3 separate regions of the Homo sapiens genome follow, and regions 1 and 3 are each linked to region 2. A link is a loop called in an ENCODE intact Hi-C map of the cell type or tissue named here. Cell type or tissue: PC-9. All regions are shown on one strand.

What was found. A loop is a pair of places that touch in the nucleus more often than their neighbours do. Peaks named below come from ENCODE experiments on the same cell type or tissue, not always from the same donor. Only the 100,000 strongest peaks of a DNase experiment are listed, where the experiment ranks them.
Region 1: it touches region 2 in a loop (5-fold over the local background); 18 of 110 quality-filtered maps call a loop at or near these places.
Region 3: a loop joins it to region 2, with 7 times the contacts of the local background. A loop is called at or near these places in 25 of 110 quality-filtered maps.

Annotation. Positions count from the first base shown.
Region 1 is chr5:170,787,845-170,795,844 of GRCh38, forward strand. GABRP (gamma-aminobutyric acid type A receptor subunit pi) reads left to right here. Exons shown (of 10, transcript NM_014211.3): 2 at 730-824; 3 at 1,285-1,403; 4 at 6,387-6,454; 5 at 7,364-7,581. The coding sequence starts at 772. Among named protein-coding and RNA genes, the nearest start is that of GABRP, 8.1 kb to the left of the region's middle. In PC-9, CTCF peaks have their summits at 3,719 (motif pointing left) and 3,918; a DNase peak (open chromatin) is centred at 3,667.
Region 2 is chr5:171,333,129-171,341,128 of GRCh38, forward strand. No RefSeq gene overlaps it. Among named protein-coding and RNA genes, the nearest start is that of TLX3, 28 kb to the left of the region's middle. In PC-9, a CTCF peak has its summit at 4,027 (motif pointing left); a DNase peak (open chromatin) is centred at 4,033; H3K4me3 peaks cover 1,456 bases.
Region 3 is chr5:170,805,146-170,813,145 of GRCh38, forward strand. It overlaps GABRP (gamma-aminobutyric acid type A receptor subunit pi), which reads left to right. Exons shown (of 10, transcript NM_014211.3): 7 at 571-708; 8 at 3,455-3,607; 9 at 4,423-4,610; 10 at 6,811-8,000. The coding sequence ends at 7,113. Among named protein-coding and RNA genes, the nearest start is that of GABRP, 25 kb to the left of the region's middle. In PC-9, a CTCF peak has its summit at 4,593 (motif pointing right); a DNase peak (open chromatin) is centred at 4,596.

The DNA of each region.
Region 1 (8,000 bases), 550 kb before region 2:
GCCTAGACCTGGGGATAAATAAAAGAATGTCTGGCTTGGTCAAGGTGAGTGTAGAGTTGAGAGTGTCCTTCCTGGTAAAGCTGGGACAAGGACAGGGCAAGGATAGCCTTGGCTCCCAGCAGATATGGCCCAGAGGATAAACTGGCTGCATTTCTGGTGCTGATGAACCACTCTCCAAACAAGGTCCCAGTCTTAATTTGGGATAGATTTAAAACATAATCCTGGTCCAGGCATAGTGGCCCATGCCTGTAATCCCAGCACTTTGGGAGGCCAAGGCAGATGGATCGCTTGAGCTGGTTCGAGACCAGCCTGGGCAACATGATGAAACCCCATCTCTACCAAAAATACAAAAAAATTACCCAGGTGTGGTGGTACATGCCTGTAGTCCCAGCTACTCAGGAGGCTAAGGTTGGGAGCATCGCTGGAGCCTGGGAAGTTGAGCTGCAGTGAACCGAGATCATGTCCCTGCACTTCAGCCTGGATGACAGAGTGAGGCCCTGTTTAAAAAAAATAAAAAATTAAAAAAAAAAAAAACATAATCCTCCAAAATGAAGTCATTCCTGGAGGGAACACAGGGAGAAGGAGCTGTAACCGAAAGGTATGGAAAGAGGCTGCTTCCTATGCATGCTGAGAAAATGCTGTACCGACCACCCACCAGAGAGAGAGGCTGGCCAGGAGCAGGTGAGCCTGTTGCACGGCCTTCCACTTACCTTGCCCCCTGTTTCCCAGGTGATTCCTACTTCAGCCCCTTGGTGTGAGCAGCTTCTCAACATGAACTACAGCCTCCACTTGGCCTTCGTGTGTCTGAGTCTCTTCACTGAGAGGTGAGCTTTGCTACCCCCAGAATGGCCTCCATCTGCGTTGCTTTGCATTCGGGCATGTGGTGGGAGGGGGCAGCTCCTCCTATTCACCCACAGCAAGGCAAAACCCGGTCCACTCACTTCCCTGGAGCACCGAACAATGAAACTTCCTGCCATTTACTCTATTTACAGAACACAAGCTTCCAATATGGTCATAGATGAATGAACCCTTATGTTTTTAAAGAAGAGACTTGGAGGGTTTCCAAATTACCATGATATTTTGATCTATGGCAAATGGGTAAAAAATGGAGATACTAACTCAATAGCTGAAAACTAAGAGATTTTTCTGTAGGAATGTCACTGCTGGTACATGGGCAAGGCACATACACCCACACACACGTGGGCAAACACAAGCTCAAGGGTGTGTACACGTGTTGATTCACACATAAACAAGCAAACACAACAAAGCCCATTTCTTTTCCAGGATGTGCATCCAGGGGAGTCAGTTCAACGTCGAGGTCGGCAGAAGTGACAAGCTTTCCCTGCCTGGCTTTGAGAACCTCACAGCAGGATATAACAAATTTCTCAGGCCCAATTTTGGTGGTAGGTCATCCTCTGTGTCCAGGACATCATTCAAAGGGACGAAAACAGAGACAATAAGCAGTGGAGGGTTTCGGGAGGTTTTAGTTGACTCCATTTTCTGATCTGCAGCCTGTTAAGGATTGGCAATGATGGATGAGGATGGCTACCAATGATTTTTCACACTGCCTGGAAAAAGGCACCCAGCCTCTCCACCTGCAAGATAAAGGAATGCTCCTTCTCACTGTGGAGGCTGCAAGAGCCTCCTAACACTCACACACTGTCGTCCTCCTGCCCCCACTTCCAGGGTCATTATTCAATGAATTCACCATGCGCCACCAGGCTACCCCATCTGGTCTTCCCCCTCCAGCCTGAGCCCTTTCAGCTGACTCCCCAAACTGCCATCTGGATGCCTCCTGGGTCATTGCCCTGTTGGAACACCTGTATGTGTCCCAGCATGCTCGCGTAGAGTCCAGGCACACTAGGCCCTTCCCAGCCCAGCCTTTATCTGTCTGCCATTCTCATCCACCCAAGTCCCCGCTCCTTCCCCTCCTACAATGCTCCCCAGTGTACTCAGAATGCTCCCTGACATCCCTGGCCTCTCCTGCCTCTATGCCTTTACAGAGGCTTTCTTCCTGGAATTGCTTCTTTAAACTTGACTCCCTAGAAAATATCAATTTTCCATCATGTCTCAGAGCAAACGCTGCCTTCTCTGAGAAGCCTCCCCTGATTCCTCCAGGCCCCATCCCCTTTCTTCACACTTCCTTGTGAACATGCCTCAAAATCATAGCCGTTCCCATTATGCTATAACTGATTTCATGTCTGTCCCGGCTCCAGGCTGCAGCCCTAGAAGGAGTCTGACTTCATTTCCCTCACTATCCCCCATAGAAGCTCAGTGCGTGACATATAACAAATTGCTGATTAATATCTGTTGAAAGAATAAAGCAAGGAGGGAGGGAGTGAGGCCAACTGCACAGCTCTTCATAGCAGAAAACAACAGAAAGAGCCTTGGCATTTAACAAACCTGAGTTTGGCTCCTAGCTCTCCTGCTTGGCAAGTGGTTTAGCCTTCTGTGCCTCACTGTCCCTTTCTGTAAAATGGGGACATCCATCTATCTCACAGGGAAGACTGAATGAAGTGTGTAAGCCTGAGGCACAGTGCCTGCCCCATCAACAGAGTGTGGGTTATTTTCATCCCTTCTCCTCCTTGCTCCTCCCCTCAGATAATAAAACCCTCTGGTCTGATCTAAGATTCATGTGGTAGTCCAGATCCTCCGGGCAGCAGATGCCAAGAGCTGATGACTTCTTCAAGCTATTTAGGGGGACTATGTCTAGAAGGGAGAATGAGGCAGCGGGAGAGGCAAGCTAGGAGAGCTGTCAGACCTGCAGGTCTGGCCTCAGGGAAGGAGAGAGGGAAGGAAGGGAGGTTGGGTGGAAGCATCTTAGATGGAAGGGCAGTCCTCAGTGTTTGGAATGACCACCAGGGAGTCCTTGAGCTACAGGTGCATTCAGAGGAGTCTCCCATCTCTGTGCCTCCCAGGAACAGGCCACTTTGATATCCCCACTGTGTTCAGTCTGTGGTTGGCTGTGGCCCATGAGAAGTGTGGCCTCGGAGCAAGTGTGGTGGTAGATTCCAAAGCACAGCAGCCGAGGCCCTCAGTCAATCACACCTGCTCAGTTGGAGATGGGAGAGATGCATTTTCATTCAGATTTGAGACACAATTAAGATGTGAGATCCTGACATTAAAGAACCTAAAGAGGCTCCAATATCCCCTGGTTTTCCCAGGCCCTACTGAACACGTATGACAAGCACGTGAGTCTGCACGCCTTGGTTAGTGCCACTCAACAATTTCTCTTGCCTCCCAAACCCCAAACAATTAAGTCAGAATACACTCCTTCTTGTTTGCCTACTCACTGGCCAACAAGGTGCAGGGTCCTTGGGCAAGGAGCTCATTCTGAGAACAGGGAGCCTGGGGTAGGCCTAAAGGGATGTGATGCCTCATCCCACCTGGGGTGAAAATGGGGCATGGAGTCTTCAGTTTAAAAAAGGGAAAAGCACAACCCCATACCCCTTGTTTTGTGCCTCTTGGCACTTCACTCCTGAAAATCCCTATACTTGCATGGCAGGCTGGAGGCCCACGGAGGGCCATTGCTCTCTGTAATGTCTGTGCACCCAGTTTTCAGGACCCCAAGTCCAAAAGAGACAAGACCTTCATAGGATTTCTTAGGGATTGAGCTGGACAAAGCAAAGGTTTGTAAGCAGGCACTAGTGAACACTACCCAGGAGCTGGCTTTGACCTCGTTCCTGGGAGAAAGCTGCCCTCTGGTGGCACAGCTTGCTTTTATAACTCAAGGGGAAGAAAGAGCAAGCTCTGGTCCAGTAGAAAAGCCAATTGAGGCAAAGCCTAGATTAGACGGTGTAGAATATAAACTGGACAGAAAGCACAGTGGAGCTCTCGTGTCTTTTCCATTCTCTGCATTCTTCAGGGAGGGCAACTAACACGGATCTATGGCACTTAAAGTAGATGCCGTAACCGTGCCAACCCAACTCTCAATGGTTGGCACTTGTCTCAGTCTGTTTTGTGCTTCTATAACAAAATACCTGAGGCTGAGTATTTATAATGAGCAGAAGTTTATTGGCTCACAGTTTTAGAGGCTGAGGAGTCCAATATCAAGGTGCTGGAATTTGGCAAGGGCCTTCTTGCTGTGTCATCAGATGGTGGAAGGTGAGAGGGTGAGAGAGAGGACAGGAGAGGGCTGAACTTGCCCTTTTATCATGGCACCAGTTCCACCATGAGGCTTAATCACCTCTTAAGGGTCCTACCTCTTAACACTCTTACAATGGCAATTAAATGTCAACAAGAGTTTTGGAGGGGACAAACATTCAAACCACAGTGGCTCTAGTAGCTCTGTTTTACAGGTGTGAAACTGTAGCATAGGCCAAGCGCAGTGGCTCATGCCTATAATCCCAGCACTTTGGGAGGCTGAGGTGGGCAGATCACCTGAGGTCAGGAGTTAGAGACCAGCCTGGTCAACATGGTGAAACCCCATCTTTACTAAAAATACAAACATTAGCTGGGCATGGTGGTGGGTGCTGTAATCCCAGCTATTCTGAAGGCCGAAGCAGGAGAATCACTTGAATCCAGGAGGCAGAGGTTGCAGTGAGCCATATTGCACCACTGCACCTCCAGCCTGGGCGACAAGAGGGAGACTCCATCTCAAAAAAAAAAAGAAAGAAAGAAAGACAGAAAAAGAAGAGAAACTGCAGCACAGAGAAACTTGAAATTTGCTGAAGATCACAAAGCTGTTAGGTGGCCTGAGTGGAATTCAAACACCTGTCTCTGACTCCAGGCTTCTCGTCTCAGAGCTGCACCTTGCTGCCCAGAGGGGCAGAAAGCCACTTAGCACCAGGTCACTCCAGCACCTTCCAGGGTGTGCCCTCAAAGATCTCGCCCTTTCCCACCAGATATTAACATTCAATTATTGTTCAATTGCATTGGCTCTAACACTTCATTTTCAAATTCCTACCTATATCCTATGGCTTAGTCTCCTTAGATTAATAAGTAGTTTGCCTTGCCGTATTCCTACCGATGAGATGTTTTTAAGCTTCTTTTGAAATCCGCCTGGCCTCTTCCTGGTTAATGCATTATCACAGTCCCCTGAGGTACCCCCGGGGGTTATTTATTGCAAGTGAATGCTATTGCATCTATTAGCCTGGTGAATAAAGTTGTCCCTTTTCCAAAATTAGCTAGGATTACGGAAGAGAGGGGGAAGGGAAGGGAAATGCCATTATTGAGCGCCTATTATTACGTGACTGATGGACATGACGCTGGGAGCTTTGTACAGATAACCAATGATGAACACCTTCAGGATGTCCGGCTAGGCAGGCACTTCTCTTACACTCCCCATTGCCGCCACTCCACAAAGACAATGTCACACGTCTAATCTCATTTAGCCCTTCCCATGACCCTGTGATGTCAGTATGATCTCCACTTGCAGGTAAGAGAACTGCAGCTCTGAAAGATTTAATAACTTTTCCCAAATAAAGAACTGGGAGGTGACAGAGCTGGGATCTAGGTCCATTATTCCACATCTCCATATAAAGAGAAGTAAACTTCCCTGACCTGGCCTGGCTTCTTGAAGGTGGCTCTGACACCTCAGTCTCTAGAGATAGAACTCTCTCTCTCTGAAGTTCAATCTGTCTGCTGAGACTCCAGGATTGAGGCCCAACAGTCTGCACACTGGACCAAGTGTGGAGGTTCTGAAATTCTAAATTGTTTAGGGTTCCAGGAGAGTAAAGGAAGAGAAGCAAAGTATCAGGAGGTCAGCAAAAGCTCAGCCATGAGTCTTGAATGCCTCTTGTGGTAAATTTACTTAGCCAAGTGGGGGATAAAACAACATCTGTGCGCAATCAGATTACCAAATCTGTTACCTTTCTAAACAATTAGTTCCTTACAAATGCCATAGGAAAAACCCTCCATGTAAGAAGTGGCAAATGTCTTAGCACTATGTTCCTTATGCGTTAATTCAGCGTGACCAACATGGAGAAAAAAATACAAATTAGCCGGGCTTGGTGGCACATGCCTGTAATCCCAGTTACTTGGGAGGCTGAGGCAGGAGAATCGCTTGAACCTGGGAGGCGGAGTTTGTGGCGAGCCGAGATCGTGCTATTATTGCACTCCAGCCTGGGCAAGAAGAGTGAAACTCTGTCTCAAAAATAATAATAATAATAATTAAAAAGCATTAATTATGCAGGTAGTCTCTCTTACATATTAAGATACCTATGTATGTGTGCATATTTTTCATACAAAAGAGAGGCACACCATACACAATGGTTACTCTTGAGAGGGGATAAGAAAATTTTTCTTTTTATATTTATAGAATATTTAAATTTTTCTAACAACCAAGCACAACTTTTGTAATTTTAATCTTTTTTAGAATGCACTAATATAGTATTAAGACAGCTCATGGTTGTGTTTCCATTCTTTCTTGTTTTTTTTTATCTTAGGAGAACCCGTACAGATAGCGCTGACTCTGGACATTGCAAGTATCTCTAGCATTTCAGAGAGTAACATGGTAAGCGCTGTTCCTTTGTACTCTACCCAAGTAGTCCCTCTCTGTGTGTTTAAAGGGGATATGCTTTCTAGCCGCTCAAAAAAAAAAAAAAAAAAAAAGAATGGCTCATGGCCCTCCTCCATTTGGAATGGCAGAAGCTGGAGTGCTATCTCCAAACTCAAGACAGTGGGAGATTCTTGTAGAGCAGATTTTCTGAGTAAGACAATGGAAGATTCTTGTAGAGCAGATTTCCTGAGTAGCAGGAAGAAAATCGGTTCAAGAGCCAGAAGGAGAGAAACCAGGCAATGAAGTGGGTACACTTGGTGATGGATAAAATTTGGGGAAAGGAATGAAAGTGTAGTAGGCAAGCCTGGCCATTACATGGTCTTTTATAATGGGGGAGACAACCCGAGGAAAACTGACAGCTGATGCTGACAACGACTGTCTCCCTTAAGAGAACATATTCGAGACAAGGGCAAACTAAAGGCAGTTTGCCAAGAGGGTATGCTGTGCATTCCAGATAAATCGTGGACAACCTAAGCACTTAGCCCACCAAAAAATTCAACAATTTGGTGGGGCCTTAGTGATCAGTGCAATGTGAGCTGTCACACCAAGTAAGTTAAAGTCTTGAACATGGCGTTCCCTTTTGGCAATAGGAGCTATTATCTAGAATAAATAAGGCGATTTGTTCTCTTATTGCAATATGCCACTAACCCAAGACTGGGGTAACTGGAGTGACTTATCAGTTACCCCAGTCTTGGGGTAGTGGCATATTGCAATTAGAATGGTAACTTTATTCACCAAAGTCTGTGTATTCTTGCTCTAAGTGGAGGTGGGGAGGGGAGTAAACTTTGACCACTTTCCTCCATTTGGTGGGGTTTTCTCACCCACTACCCCCATCCATTTCCATACCCTGCCTCCCCCTCCCAGGACTACACAGCCACCATATACCTCCGACAGCGCTGGATGGACCAGCGGCTGGTGTTTGAAGGCAACAAGAGCTTCACTCTGGATGCCCGCCTCGTGGAGTTCCTCTGGGTGCCAGATACTTACATTGTGGAGTCCAAGAAGTCCTTCCTCCATGAAGTCACTGTGGGAAACAGGCTCATCCGCCTCTTCTCCAATGGCACGGTCCTGTATGCCCTCAGGTACGCGGACACCTGTGACCTCAGGGGTGGAGGACGGCAGCTGGGAGAAAACATGCAGATGTGTCTTGGGTAGTTGTGACCAGAACTCAAATAGCCACTGTGAGGTCCCATGGCTTCTTAGATCCTTGCCCCCATAATAGAAGGTCCCTCTCTCAGTTCATCATCTACCAAATGCCTGCTCTGTGCCAAGCCCCATGCTGGCCACAGGATAGAGCTGAGTAAGGCATTGACCTGTCCTCAAGACACGGACATGGAAACAAAGGAGGTCCCTGGTGCTGGGGCCCAAGTTAGGGAGTAGGTGAGTGGTTTGGGGGTGATGTTACAGGATGCTTTCACAGGATTCTGAGCTATGTCTTAAAGGGTAAAAGGAAGTTAGCAAGGGAAGAAATAAGGGCAATGGCAGAGACGACAGAGAGGTG
Region 2 (8,000 bases):
GAGTCTCACTCTATCACCCAGGCTGGAGTGCAGTGGCATGGTCTCAGCTCACTGCAACCTCCGCCTCCTGAGTTCAGGTGATTCTCCTGCCTCAGCCTCCCAAGTAGCTGGGACTACAGGTGCCCGTCACCATGCCCGGCTAATTTTTGTATTTTTAGTAGAGACAGGGTTTCACCATTTGGCCAGGCTGGTCTCAAACTCCTGACCTCAAGTGATCCACGCACCTCGGCCTCCCAAAGTGCTGGGATTACAGGCATGAGCCACCACCCCTGGCCTCACATTTTCATTTTGCAGTAGGCCTGCAAGTTATGTCCATGGTCTTGCCTGCATAATTCAGATGTCCTTTACTTTTGAGCATTTCCCTCACCCATCTTTCCTCTGCTATAAATACAACAGTCAACAATTGAGAAAAAGATTATCTAATTGCAAGATTAAAAATTTTTGATGATATACTATGTTAGTGAGAATGGAGGAAACAGGCACTCTCATACACTATTGTCAGGAGTGTTAATAGTTCAGCCCTTTTGTAGTACAATTTGACAATATTTTTCCTAACTGAAAATGCCCATTCCCTTTAATTGAATGATTCCACGAACAGGTTTTTATTGAACACATATACTTCTATGTTTGTTCAAAGAAGTACATGAGGCTGGGTGTGGTGTCTCATGCCTGTAATCCCAGCACTTTGAGAGGCTGAGGCAGGTGGATTGCTTGAGCCTAGGAGTTCAAGACCAGCCATGGCCAACATGGCAAAACCGTGTCTCTAAAAAAAACACAAAAAATTAGCCGGGTGTGCTGGTGCACAACTGTGGTCCCAGCTAGTCGGGAGGCTGAGGTGGGAGGATCACTTGAGCCTAGGAGGCAGAGGTTGCAGTGGGCCAAGACCATGCCATTGCACTCCAGCCTGGGAGACAGAGTGGGAGCCTGTCCCCCCTGCCCCCACCAAAAAAAAAAAAGAAAAAGGAAAGAAAGAACGAAAGAACAAGGCAATTTGTTGCAGCACCATTTTAAAAAGCAGTTGATTGAAAATGACCTAAATGAATGTCAACAGGAAACTGATTCAATAGCATATAGAATACCCATGTCATGGAATACTGTGCAACCACTTTAAAAAATGGACTAATGGCCAGGCGCGGTGGCTCAGTCCCAGCACTTTGGGAGGCCGAGGCGGGTGGATCACGAGGTCAGGAGATCGAGACTATCCTGGCTAATACGGTGAAATCCTGTCTCTACTAAAAATACAAAAAAAAATAGCCGGGCATGGTGGCGGGTGCCTGTAGTCCCAGCTATGTGGGAGGCTGAGGCAGGAGAATGGCGTGAACCCGGGAGGTGGAGCTTGGAGTGAGCGGAGATTACGCCACTGCACTCCAGCCTGGGCGACAGAGCAAGACTCCGTCTCAGAAAAAAAAAAAAAAGACTAATATGTAACTATCTCCAGATATACTGCAAAGTGAAAGAGCAAGGTACAGAATGGGAGTTTAGTAACTTACATTTGTATAAAAAGATGAGGAGAGCTAAAAGCCCTTAACATACGCATGGATCAGCTCTGGAAGAATGGATGAGAAGCTGGTATTCCCACTGTTCAGGGGAGGGGAGTTGGGGAATGGGAAACAAAGATACGAGGGCAAAAGACTTTTTTTTTCCTATTTATTCTCCTTTTGGGTGTCTGAAATTTCTCTTTTTTTTTTTTCCTGTGAACGTTTAAAAAATCAGTTTTAAGCATTTAATACTTAAAAATGTAAAGAAAAAAAAGCAAGCAAGCTAATAGGATGCCAAGCAGCCCTTCTGCTCTGACTCCGAGCTTCTGGTCTGGAATGGCCAGGACTAAAGAGCTATTTGAACTCATTTCTGGATTGTGTCACATTGTCTTCTCTCCCCTGGGGCTGTCATCATAAGGCCCCAATGCTTTGAAATTTAGAGTGAAAGAAAAGTTCTTTATTTCTCTTGATGAACTTGTATATTTTCTCTGTTTTGAAAATAAGAAGTATGCATTGGGAAAAGGGACTTTGGAAACAACAACGACAACAACAAAATAAGAACATAAAGTAACAGTGTCTTCTTTCCCTGCTTTGGCTACCAGGAAGCTCACAGACCAAACTCAATTATATGTTAGCTGCCTGGGCTATATGTTAAATGCTTTTATTTCTGTAGAAAAATTTGATTTTCTATGTCTATTTCATGGTCTTTGAATTTGCTTCTCTATTCATATTTAAATTATGATTGATTTTATTGCATATGGGCTAAAAAAAAAAATTTGGATTTTCAACTGATGTTTTGTGCTCTCCCTACATTTCTTTGTCCCCCTTCCCCATCCTGCCCTCATTCATTCAAGACCAGGTGGCATCTTTGCCTCAGGGAAGGGATGTCACAGTAGAAGGATGAAAAAAATCTTTTGAGTTTCAAAGCCCAAACCCTGAGGGACTTTGGGCCTAAGCAACAGATTTGGGAGAGGAGGGATGGAGTCAGATGGAGAAAAGCAGGCTAAAGCTTCCCAGACCGGAGGAGAAGGGAGCAAAAGGAAATCGAGAGTGAGGGAACAGCAGAAAACCAGCACTGCGGAGAGACATCTGTCCCAGAGGGAGCCTGTGCCCTGCTTCCCACTCAGTGCACAAGGACAACACCAGACCCGTGGCAGAACGGCTGCATGGTTAGACAGATGGGCCTGAGACCACCTCCCAGAGCTTCCTGCACCCCAGAGGGCACAGGGACTATGCAAAATGACTCCCATATGCCCGGGGAGGGGGGAGTCTGGAGGCGCTTGGAGAGCATATCCGGAGGGCCCTTCTGCTTGAGAAAGGAAGCTGTGTGGCAGCCTCCTTCATGAACCCAGATCAAGGCCAGATGATGGTCTTCACCCCAGATGCCAGGATACATGGACAGTGGCTGAAGATGAGGACAGGTGTCTGGCTTGCCTTGATGCCTTGTAGCCCTGCAGAATGGAGATCAATCCAGGAAAACCCAAAGGTCAACTTTCTGTCATTTGTCAGTATGTTGCTCTTAAAAGAAACTGAGTCTCCTTATAGAGAAATCGTTATACATCTTGTAAACCTGAGTTTGCAAATGTTGATACTTGGAGGCCCTCAATGGAATGAAATGGAGAAGCAAAATTTTTTAAGTAGCAAAGTGCCTTGTCCAAACATTAGTCTTTTCCAGAGACTTCTATAAGAGGGAACCCCAGGACAGACTGCCCCCTTAGGACCCCGGGGACGGTTTTTCTGATAAGGATACGATTTCTCTGCTAGGGACACAACTACATCTCCCTCCCACATTCTGAAGGGCCAGGAAGCCTTTGCCACGCTTGGTGCTTCTTCCTCCATCAAATGCTTTCTGAATCAACTGGATCTGCCGCTGAGCACGGTAAGGCGGATGATCTGGAAGCTTTCCAGGTGCTTTAGGAAAGAAGCGGCATTTCAGCCACGGTTTTTGGCCTTCATAATCAATGTCAGCCTCTAATGCTGTCTGGAATAGCAGATGAGTGCCTGTCTGACCCGGAAACCTTTTGTTCGCCGCGCCCCCCAGCTTTGTTACTCGCTGATGGAGGCTGGTTTTGTCATCTGCCGTAGCTGTCTTACCGGTCTGACCGTTCCTTTACCTATCCTTCAAATGAGCAGAAGAATAATTTCTTCGTGGGGGACTGATGCTGAGCAGATGTTCACAGAGCCCCAGAGGATCACCGTGACAGGTCCCTCAGTAGGACTGAGATTGTGGTTATGTAATAATTTTCCCTTCTCATTTTGATTAAAAAAATGATGCATGCGCATCTCTGAGCGCAAATGTGTCAATGCTAATTGGACATGCGCATTCGAGACGGCTCCATACGGAACGGAATGGGACCGTGGCCCCGAAGCAACACTCCCTCCCAGCACCATATTACGCAAACAAAATGATTCAGGGGAAGAATTCCTCCATTAAAAAGAATTTGAGGTGTCCCTGATCTTTGGGTGCCAAACATTGTGGCGAAGGGCTCCGCCGGCCCCTACAGACGCGAACTTGGTGCCGTAGTCTCGAGTGCCCTCTGCCGTAACTTGGGAAACCAGCGCTTCTTTAGGGAGCCAGCCATGTCTCCTGCAAGGAAGGAAAATGAACTACGCTTTATTTCTCAAAAGTTTCCGTCAGAATCTGGCCTTCCTGCTGTTTCGAGTTATTTGGGTTGGGGGCCAGGCTCCCTCAAAGCCTGGAGTGTCCCGTTAAGTCAGCCTCAATGTTCACCCCAAAGATGGAACTGGGGCGTCTTGGAACAAAAAAAGGAAACTGACCAAAATACGATGACTCTCGGGATTGAAATAGAGCGCCACGATATTTTGGAGACATCTTCTGAGAGTATAATCTGGGTCTGATTTTATACAACCTCAAGCTGTTGTGTTCTGAGCATTATTTATTCATTTTAACGTTCACTCGAATTTTGTTTTTTTGCCCATCAAGCAATGAAAAGCTTAGATTTGGCCCAAAATGTGGAGGTCTTCACTGGGTTTGTCTGTGCCTTTCTTTCATACCTCAGTATGGCTTAAAGACCAAATGTTCATTTACTCTGTAAGTGAAAAGGATATTTGCCCATTAATTTCAACTCCAGTGCTCAAGCCCCATATAAGACACAGTTAATATGATCTCACTTTGGATGACACTCGGAGGAGCAGGAAGACAATTTGTGGGGGGAAAGGAATAAGAGGCAGCGCACATTTAACAGGAATGTTAATATTTACTGGTCGTTGTGCTCGATATCTGGAAGGCGGCACAGTCACTAAGTAGGGATTACATCTTCAATTAAGTAGTGGTGGCAGGGGACTTAGCGATGTTTCACAGAGGGAAACTGCCGGAATCATACTTTAAGGAGAATAATTTTTTTAAAAGCTACAAAAAAAATTGAAAGAAAAGCCCGAGGGAAAAAAATAGAGGGAACATTTCTGTTTAGGGAATCCTAATATTTTGGCTGAACACATTATGTAAAATTAAATACTATTTTAAACCAAGGAGATATAATATCTAATTAAGTTTTTGTGGTTGATGGGCTTAGAGAGGATTGTGAATGTTACATCCATTGAACTGAAAGAAGTAGAAAAATTAAATAACACTGTTCTATAGTGACTTTCACCCAGACATACAAGCAGACTTCCATATTCCACTATTACTCTGCCCTACCTACAGCTCACTGAAGACATGAAAGAGAAAATGAGAATGAGCACAGTGATCTCGTTAAGGCTTGTAACAACCCCAAGGAGCAGAGACCAAGAGTTGTCAGCCCCATTTCCAAGCAGCAGCCATGGGCTCCAAGTGAACAAGGGACTTGCATCTGGGGTTATCCAGTGAGTCAGGGTGGAGAGAGAACAGAACCACCACCTTCCCGCTGCATCTGGAACTTCTGTCCCAGCATGCCCTGTGCTCCCCAGCAAGAAGAATGTCACACTGGGGAAGTAGAGGCTTCGGTTCCTGACCAGAGTTATCAGGGAGCACCAACATTTTAAGACTTTTTGGAGTTTTAGGAGAATTTCAATGTAACGTATGTGGTGACAGGAGATGGAAGATAGTTTTAAAAGAATATTGACTTCTAAGATTAATTATTACATGACGGCATTTTCAAGTAACTCTATACAATAATTTTTTTTTTTTTGAGATGGAGTCTCGCTCTGTCGCCAGGCTGGAGTGCTGTGGTGCAATCTCAGCTCACTGCAACCTCCGCCTCCTGGGTTCAAGTGATTCTCCTGCCTCAGCCTCCCGAGTAGCTGGGACTACAGGTGCGCACCACCACACCCAGCTAATTTTTTGTATTTTTAATAGAGATGGGGTTTCGCCACGTTGGCCAGGCTGGTCTTGAACTCTTGGCTGCAAGTGATCTGCCCACCTTGGCCTCCCAAAGTACTGGGATTACAGACGTGAGCCACCACGCCCGGCTACAGTAATTTTTAAAGGTAGAAAATCAAGCCTGGGTGTGGTGGCTCACATCTGTAATCCCAGCACTTTGGGAGGCAAGGCAGGCGGATCACTTGAGGCCAGGAGTTCGAGACCGGCCTGGCCAACATGAGGAAACCCCATCTCTACTAAAAATACAGAAATTAGCCAGGCACAGTGGCACACACTTGTAGTCCCAGCTACTCAGGAGGCTGAGGCAGGAGAATAGCTTGAACCCAGGAGGTGAAGGTTGCAGTGAGCCAAGATCTGCTACTGCACTCCAGCCTGGGCCACAGAGCAAGACTCTGTCCCAAAAGAAAGAAAAGAAAATCAATCCCAGCACTTTGGGAGGCCAAGGTGGGCGAATCACGAGGTCAGGAGATCGAGACCATCCTGGCTAACACGGTGAGACCCCGTCTCTACTAAAAATAAAAAAAAATTAGCCAGGTGCGGTAGCATGCGCCTGTAATCCCAGCTATTCGGGAGGCCGAGGCAGGAGAATCACTTGAACCCGGGAGGCAGAGGTTGCAGTGAGCCCAGATCGTGCCACTGCACTCCAGCCTGGGTGACAGAGCAAGACTCTGTCTCAAAAAAAAAAAAAAAAGACAAGAGATAGCTACGCGATTTTTGGTGGGCAATTTTTAAAAACTTAGCTTGAATAGGGAGCCTTCTCAAACTGCATAAAACTGAAATACGGTACCCACAGATACCAAAAGGCAACATATACAAAGGCAATCTTCCAAGCACAAAGACTGAATGTTTCAATCATATTTCATTGTTTTCTCCCTTTAAAATTTTATTGTTAGAGATATACAATAAAAGAACTAAAGACCACTTTAAAAAGTTTAATAATATCTATTCTGTCTATAGTTCCCCACATAAATTAAGCAGGGTCATATTTCATATTTGAAGGGAATAAAAGAACTTCCAGGACATCTTCATATAGAGCTGAGAGAAATTTGGTGAGAAGGCTCTTTGAAATTAGAATATTCAAATTATAATTTGATAATAAGAAAGTATTTTAAATAATTAAAAATGAGAAATGAGCTTCAAGAAGTTGCTCTATGGTGGTCATTTTTGTTTCAATTGCTACAAGCAAGAAGTAGTTTTAAAAATAAATCACCAGGGCACAGCAAGTATTTCTGACAGGCACTTGCAGGCAGGATTTTATAAATTCCAATCATTTAACAAATTGCACCATTAAAAGTCATAATAGGTCTAAAAGCCATTCTTAAAAGAACTTACTAAGTAATTTGACCTACATAATCATCTTGTTAAATTCATTTGACATCATGAGACAGTTAGTGAAATATGCATAGTACATTATATTAAAGAAAAAAGTACCCTTCAATTGGTATCTGATTGCACTTTTCAATTGCAGCTATTAGTTGTCTATAAAACTCCTAGACATGATTTGATTTGATTTTATTACTGTTATATCATTTTACTTTGTAACATATAGGGGTGGAGATTACAGGTCTTCGATTGCTTACTAGGAAATATTTAACGAAGGATGTTTTATTTATTAGCATAAAGAGACACAGTGGATTATTGGGTGATTAAAGTGACGATACGGCTGCTGTACTTGTCAAAAATATAGCCCTAATTCAATAGCAAGGCGACAGAGAGTCTATGAGCTGATCTATGCCTAAGCAAACTGACTCTGAAAGCAGGACATTGCCCTCTTAAAAGGATCTTTGTAAATTTCTATAATTGCACATTATCAAAAACAAACAGCAGCGATAACAAACCCACAGAGTGAGTTCTCAATTGGAAGTTTACTTTCTATCTGCCAAGAGCCCCTACTTTTTATCTTTTGCATTCCTAACATCTCAAATCAATAATAGAGAATGATACTTAATGTTACTAATCTTTGTGGCAAACACTTTTTTTTTTTTTTTTGAGACGGAGTTTCACTGTTGTTGCCCAGGCTGGAGTGCAATGGTGTGGTCTCAGCTCACTGCAACCTCCACCTCCCGGGTTCAAGCAATTCTCCTGCCTCAGCCTCCCGAGTAGCTGGGATTACAGGTGTTGGCCACCACGCCCGGCTAATTTTTGTATTTTTAGTAGAGACGGGGTTTCACCATGTTTGTTGGCCAGGCTGGTCTCGAGCTCCT
Region 3 (8,000 bases), 530 kb before region 2:
CATTAGTGACATAATGTATAAAGTACTTATAAATGTTCAAAAGGTAACTATTGTTACTATTATCAAGTATATTAATTAAACTGCTTTGAGACTTATCTAACGTGCATTTTTACAGGCTTTAATAAAGCAGGTTTTTTGTTTTTGTTTTTGCATTTATGCCAATATAGAAATATGAACAGATCAGTTCTTAAGTCCCTGAAAATATCATCAGAGCTATTATACAATCTTGAAAGGCAGTATCTTTGCGTGTTCACAGATATGTGCTTAATAAATGTAATTTAAATAATGAGGGAGGCCACTTCTAATGACTTATCATCCACCAGATCTACGCAGTACCTAACACAAGACCAGCTCTCAATTGACGGCAAATCGTCCTGGCAGGTCACTTCATTCAGAGCAGACATTGCAATTGCACTTGGGAAATCTTGCTAAGTTCTGCATGGGATTGTCCTTGGACTTATCACTATGAAGAAAGAACTCATGCTGTCTCCATATTATAGCATTTTCCAGACCAGACCAGTTCAATCTGGAACACCCTTGCACTGACCAGGGCTCCATTTTATTTGCCAGGGGGCTATGATGGAAATGATGTGGAGTTCACCTGGCTGAGAGGGAACGACTCTGTGCGTGGACTGGAACACCTGCGGCTTGCTCAGTACACCATAGAGCGGTATTTCACCTTAGTCACCAGATCGCAGCAGGAGACAGGTAACTCATGTGACAAACTGTATGAAATAAAAATAAGTGAACTGAGGTGTAGGGTTGCTCTCTGAGTCAGAAATATCGTCTTCTCACTTTACCTCCTTGGGATGCAGTGGAGCGGGACAGTAGGGTTTGTGCTGAGCAATTCCACCTCCTCCACACCCAGTATTAAAATGGTCCACTGAGGAACAGACCTCTGGACCAGCTCTGAAGCCTTGCACCATGTACCTCCAGATACTTGCTAATGAGTGCTCAAATTCCGTGCCTCCATCATGCATAAAATTTATTCATATTTCTCACTGGAACACTAGTTCTCTGACACTGAAGAATAAAAATAAGAATACAGCTCAAAGATGAAGAAGACAGCAGCAATGCCCAACAAGAGCATGAACACTCTAATTATTGCAAACATGGCAGGAAGTATTACTTATTCATTTCATTTACCAGAAATGCATCTCTTGGTCTTTGGCGATTTTACATAGACATGTTTGGAAAGATGTGATGTTATATAAAAGCAGCTGGCATTTTCCTCTCACTTCCTTATGATAATATTAAGAACGCTTATTCTCATCAATATTTGCACCCTAAAAAATTACTACATATTTTATTTTATTTAATTGAGACAAAGTCTTTCGCACAGGCTGGAGTGCAGTGGCACGATCTCAGCTCACTGCAACCTTCGCCTCCCAGGTTCAAGCGACTCTTGTGCCTCAGCCTCCTGAGTAGCCGGGATTACAGGCATCCTCCAGCATGCCCGGCTAATTTTTGTATTTTTGGTAGAGAGGGGTTTCGCCATGTTGGCCAGGCTGGTCTCGAACTCCTGACCTCAAGTGATCCACCCGCCTTGGCCTCCCAAAGTGCTGGAATTACAGGCATGAGCCACCGCGCCCGGCCTACTGTGTATTTTAGTTGAGCCTAGGTGACATTAAAAATCATATGTCACACCAAGATCATGGTTACATGAAAATTAGAAACTAAAGGGTATGTATAGAGAAAAGACTGGAATAGAAGGAAAGATGATTTTTTCTCTCTACTTTTCTTATTTTCCAAATTTTTCTTTTCTTTTTTCTTTTATCTATTTACTTATTATTTTACTTTATTTTATTTTATTTATTTGAGACAGTGTCTCACTCTAGTGTCACCTAGGCTGGAGTGCAGTGGCGCAATCTCAGCTCACGGCAAAATTCACCTCCTGGGCTTGGGTGATCCTCCCACCTCAGTCTCACTGGTAGCTGGGACTATAGGTGTGTGCCATCATGCCTGGGTAATGTTTTGTATTATTGTAGAGATGAGGTTACATCATGTTTCCCAGCTGGTCTCGAACTCCTGAGCTCCAGCAAACCACCTGCCTTGGCCTCCCAAAATGCTGGGATTACAGACATGAGCCACCAAGCCTGGCTTTATTTTCCAAAATTTAAGTAATTATCATGAATTATTTTTATAATGGGCAAATAAATACACTTTATTTTTAAAGACAACTTTGTAAATTAGGGCTATGCAGTCATAGTTTACCAAATCTGGATTCCCAAGTTGGGTTCATATAAAAAATGGCTTCAGTTTTCAAAATTATGTAATCTCATGTAGCACATAACCACCCTCTTTAGGTACAAAAGAGGGTCGTTATTTAGTCAAATGTTGATTCTAAGGTTTGCTTGTTTGTTTTTAAAACATTGACTTTCAAAATCAAGAAAATAAAGCAGGCAGTGTAGACTGATAAAACATCCCTGGACCAACGGGCAAAAGACCTGGTTTTTATTCTTTCTTCTAACATCAACTCCAGGTCCTTTTCAAATCACTAAAACTTCCTGTGTCTCAATTTACCCATCAATAAAGTAAAATAATAAGTAATCTCTAGGGTCTCACCAAGCTCGAAAAGTACATATTTTTATTCTATACTATATTTATCCAGGCATATGTCTGTTGTTTTTTTAATGGTATAATTTCTCATTTCAGGCTTTAATTTGGGGGTGACAGAGGGTTGGAGCAGCTCCCATTCACCATCCTGTTTTTCCCCAACAACAATCTAAGCCAGACTTTTCCTGTTCCCAGAGGATAACCTCTTCATTCATGCATCCACACCAGTGCTGGCCACTACTGCTCACCTCCCCATAATAGAAGCACAGCAGGAGCAGAGCTTGGGACTCTAACCCATGGACATATATGTTTTGTGCTACAGTAGCCTATTTACCACAGAGAATTCTGTTACTGATAGCTCTCTAACACATGCCTTTCCCACATCTAGAATACACTGCTAGATTCCCTAAGGATGGCCCTGAAGTAGTATAAAATCTGGGGTGCCTCTGAAATCATCAAAAATTCACTTATATTTAATAGGTCCATTAGGTCTATTCCATAGTATTCCTTGAGAAACAGATGGTCACAGGTAATCTTCATTAAACAGGTATTTATTGAACAACTACTTTGTGAGTGCAGAACTGAAAGATTCAGTGTTTGCCCCCAAGGAACTCACTGTCTAGTGAGGCAGACGTCAAGAAAACCAGTATTGATTGCACTGCTGTAGGAATACTGTGATTCAGAAAAGCCCAGGTTGGACATAAGGCAGGACAGCGCCCCTATAAATCCCATTCAATGCAACAGCAGTGTCTCCTGTGGAAATCATAATGACAGTTCATACATAACCAGATTTAGATCAATGACAGAGGGCTTAATGTACATATAGTTAAGCATCCCATAGAGAAACCACTTGCTACACGAACAGACACAATTTCCTATCTGTTGTTTACCCTTTCAGGAAATTACACTAGATTGGTCTTACAGTTTGAGCTTCGGAGGAATGTTCTGTATTTCATTTTGGAAACCTACGTTCCTTCCACTTTCCTGGTGGTGTTGTCCTGGGTTTCATTTTGGATCTCTCTCGATTCAGTCCCTGCAAGAACCTGCATTGGTAAGCAGCTCCAACAGGAGATTTCTAAGAACTGGCTTATCAGGTTACTTACTTTTTTTCCTTTTACCATTGTCTTCATTGATATTCCTAAGGCAGTTCCAAGAGTTGTTTTCTTGGGAGATTCTTTTACAGAGAAAGAAAGAGAGAGACAGAAAGAGACTACTTTAGGATTCTGGGTTTTTTGTTGTTGTTTTTTTTTTGGAGACAGAATTTCACTCTTGTTGCCCAGGTTGGAGTGGACTGGCGTGATCTCGGCTCACTGCAACCTCTGCCTTCCAGGTTCAAGTGACTCTCCTGCCTTATCATCCCAGGTAGCTGGGACTACAGGCATGTGCCATGATGCCCAACTTATTTTTGTATTTTTAGTAGAGATGGGGTTTCACCACGTTGCCCAGGCTGGTCCTGAACTCCTGACCTCAAGTGATCTGCCCACCTTGGCCTCCCAAAGTGCTGGGATTACAGGTGTGAGCCACTATGCCCTGCCAGGAGTGGTGCATTTTTAAACTTAAGTTTTACAGTGACAAGTAAGGGATCATTGTGCTTAGATGGTCTATTGTCAGTTCTTTTGCATATTTATCACCCCCTCCCAGGAGAAGACAGAACGTGAAACATTAAAAAAAAACACATCCCTCATATCTGTACAAAATGGACAAATCAACCCTATTCTAGAAGGTCGCAGACTTTTCAAAATGAGATGCATTCCATTTCTGGGTCTTGCCCTCACCCTGCCAATTCTCAAATGGGGACACTCTGCCAGGCTATGGTGGAGGACTAACCAGTCACTTTGTAGGAACATCCCCTGCCTGTTTTCCCAGGAGTGACGACCGTGTTATCAATGACCACACTGATGATCGGGTCCCGCACTTCTCTTCCCAACACCAACTGCTTCATCAAGGCCATCGATGTGTACCTGGGGATCTGCTTTAGCTTTGTGTTTGGGGCCTTGCTAGAATATGCAGTTGCTCACTACAGTTCCTTACAGCAGATGGCAGCCAAAGATAGGGTAAGAGTCTTGAGGGCCCTGTGTATGATCCATCACTGGTGCCGTGTGCTGATCTGTAGACATGGGCTGGACCTGGCTTCTATCCCCACCCCACCCGCAGTGATTCCCTGTGCTCCAGTGAGTCTTATCCTTGTTCAGGTGGGAGCAGCTGGAAGTCATGGTGCCCCTTGAAAAAGACCATTCTTTTCACCAAATACAATGAGATATTAATATGTTTAATTTTCCAGCAGAAAATATGTTATCTGTATGCAGCATAAAATCACAACCACAGGAGCAAGCATCCATGAAGAATCCAATATGAAAAAAACATGATCAGCTGCTTGCAAGTTTTATATTAATATATATTTACTATTTAATTCTTTTGTTGCATTATTTTGTCCTTAAATTATACAAGTAATGCTTTACTGAAAAATGTATGGAAATATTAGATTGTGACAAATTTCTTGGTGAGCATATTTTTCTGCTAATTGAGAAAAACTGTCATTATTTGGTTTAGCAATGGAACACTATAGTCCAGCTCTCTAAATAATAATAATAGTCATTATTTATCAAGCATTTACATGTGCCAGACACAGTAACAAGCCTTTTGCAAATACTATATTATTTTAAATGCTCATAACAACCCAATAAGGTTGTCTCCTTTTTTAAATTTATGAAATCTGATAACAAGAAGGGAAAGAGACTTACCGCAGGGGATATAGATACTAAGAGGTAGAGCTGGGATTCCAACCTAAACCTACTTGGTTCCAAAGCCTGACACTTATCCGCTATTCCCACTTGCAGAGAGCATTAGACCATGCTCTTAACTATCACCCTTTACAGGTTCATGGACCCCTAGTGTTATTTGGAAGCCAAATTTGATAGATAATGGCATTCTAAAGTTCATGCTAAGAAGCAAGAAAATGATAGGGATCCAGTTCAGAAGAGGTGCCCACCTTGAGCAAAGTGCTAGGACCACGGAGGATCTAATAGTGTAGAATGAGGAATCAAAATGACCCAAAGATCCAGTTGCTTTTTCCCTTGGGTTTGGCTACAGTGAGTAATGTTTCATAGTCATGTCATCCAAGCACCAAAGGCAAATGACCACGTGTGCCAGCCAAAGAGGAACATGGCTTTTATTTATTTTGCTCCCTTAGGCTTCCTTATGAGGGAGGAAGGAAGTTGAGTTACCTCCTCATCCCCCCGCCCAAGAATCTGGATTTACTAGATTGGCAAAATGGACATTGGTGAAATACTGACAGCCTCCTCTAAAGACACCAGAAAGCTCTTATTCTGCTGTGTATATGATAATCACTGCACTATGGAGTACTCACTGTGTCCTAAACATCCGTCAACATCTCCTTTAGTTCATCCAACAACACAATGAAATGAGTACCATTATTATCCCAATTTTACTCTTGAGAAATGTGCCACTAATTGATGTGGCACATTTCTCAAGGGTAAAATTGGGATAATAATGGTACTCATTTCATTGTCCTGTACAGTGATATGGTAACTCCCATAAGACCCCACACCTAGCAAGCGGCCTGGTCAAGGAACCAAACCACACTCTCTCTGACTTCACTACACTCCCACATTCCTGGGAGTTGACCCCAGCCATGTTGGAGAATGGCAACTCCTTGCAATGGCAGGGAGCATCACTATTTCTGCTTTGGTGGCAAAGCCTTTAAGACACAGCTGATTTCTATTATCTCTCGTAATCAGTTACTCCTTTCTCCCTGGAACAGAATTGAAGTCATCAAACACCTACCAGATGCTTTCCATTTTTTACCATTTAATCTTCCCATCAGTCTCAAGATGGCAATACCAATCACCATTTGGCAGGCGAGGAAATAAAGTCTTGGAGGGATTGAGGTGACTAAAGTTTCACAATAGTGAGAGGCCGAATGGAATTTGAACCCAGGTCCACTAACTTCAAAGCCTGAGCATTTCGCATCTGGCACACTGCTCAGGATATCCACAGTAGGCCATGTTTACTCCTCCTGTTATATATGCTGGTGACCTACAAATAGGTGTCTCCAAACAGGGCAACAGGAGCCCAAGCCTGGCTTATTGGCCAATTTCTGAAGCACTCAATGCCACTCTCTATTAAGCCTAATTATTCAACACTTAGGCCTCTAAACTTTTTATTAGCTCATTACCTACTTATTTATTTTGCTGAGTCAAGTCTTTTAAGCTAACTGCATTGTCTATGAACTAGGGGACAACAAAGGAAGTAGAAGAAGTCAGTATTACTAATATCATCAACAGCTCCATCTCCAGCTTTAAACGGAAGATCAGCTTTGCCAGCATTGAAATTTCCAGCGACAACGTTGACTACAGTGACTTGACAATGAAAACCAGCGACAAGTTCAAGTTTGTCTTCCGAGAAAAGATGGGCAGGATTGTTGATTATTTCACAATTCAAAACCCCAGTAATGTTGATCACTATTCCAAACTACTGTTTCCTTTGATTTTTATGCTAGCCAATGTATTTTACTGGGCATACTACATGTATTTTTGAGTCAATGTTAAATTTCTTGCATGCCATAGGTCTTCAACAGGACAAGATAATGATGTAAATGGTATTTTAGGCCAAGTGTGCACCCACATCCAATGGTGCTACAAGTGACTGAAATAATATTTGAGTCTTTCTGCTCAAAGAATGAAGCTCCAACCATTGTTCTAAGCTGTGTAGAAGTCCTAGCATTATAGGATCTTGTAATAGAAACATCAGTCCATTCCTCTTTCATCTTAATCAAGGACATTCCCATGGAGCCCAAGATTACAAATGTACTCAGGGCTGTTTATTCGGTGGCTCCCTGGTTTGCATTTACCTCATATAAAGAATGGGAAGGAGACCATTGGGTAACCCTCAAGTGTCAGAAGTTGTTTCTAAAGTAACTATACATGTTTTTTACTAAATCTCTGCAGTGCTTATAAAATACATTGTTGCCTATTTAGGGAGTAACATTTTCTAGTTTTTGTTTCTGGTTAAAATGAAATATGGGCTTATGTCAATTCATTGGAAGTCAATGCACTAACTCAATACCAAGATGAGTTTTTAAATAATGAATATTATTTAATACCACAACAGAATTATCCCCAATTTCCAATAAGTCCTATCATTGAAAATTCAAATATAAGTGAAGAAAAAATTAGTAGATCAACAATCTAAACAAATCCCTCGGTTCTAAGATACAATGGATTCCCCATACTGGAAGGACTCTGAGGCTTTATTCCCCCACTATGCATATCTTATCATTTTATTATTATACACACATCCATCCTAAACTATACTAAAGCCCTTTTCCCATGCATGGATGGAAATGGAAGATTTTTTTTTAACTTGTTCTAGAAGTCTTAATATGGGCTGTTGCCATGAAGGCTTGCAGAATTGAGTCCATTTTC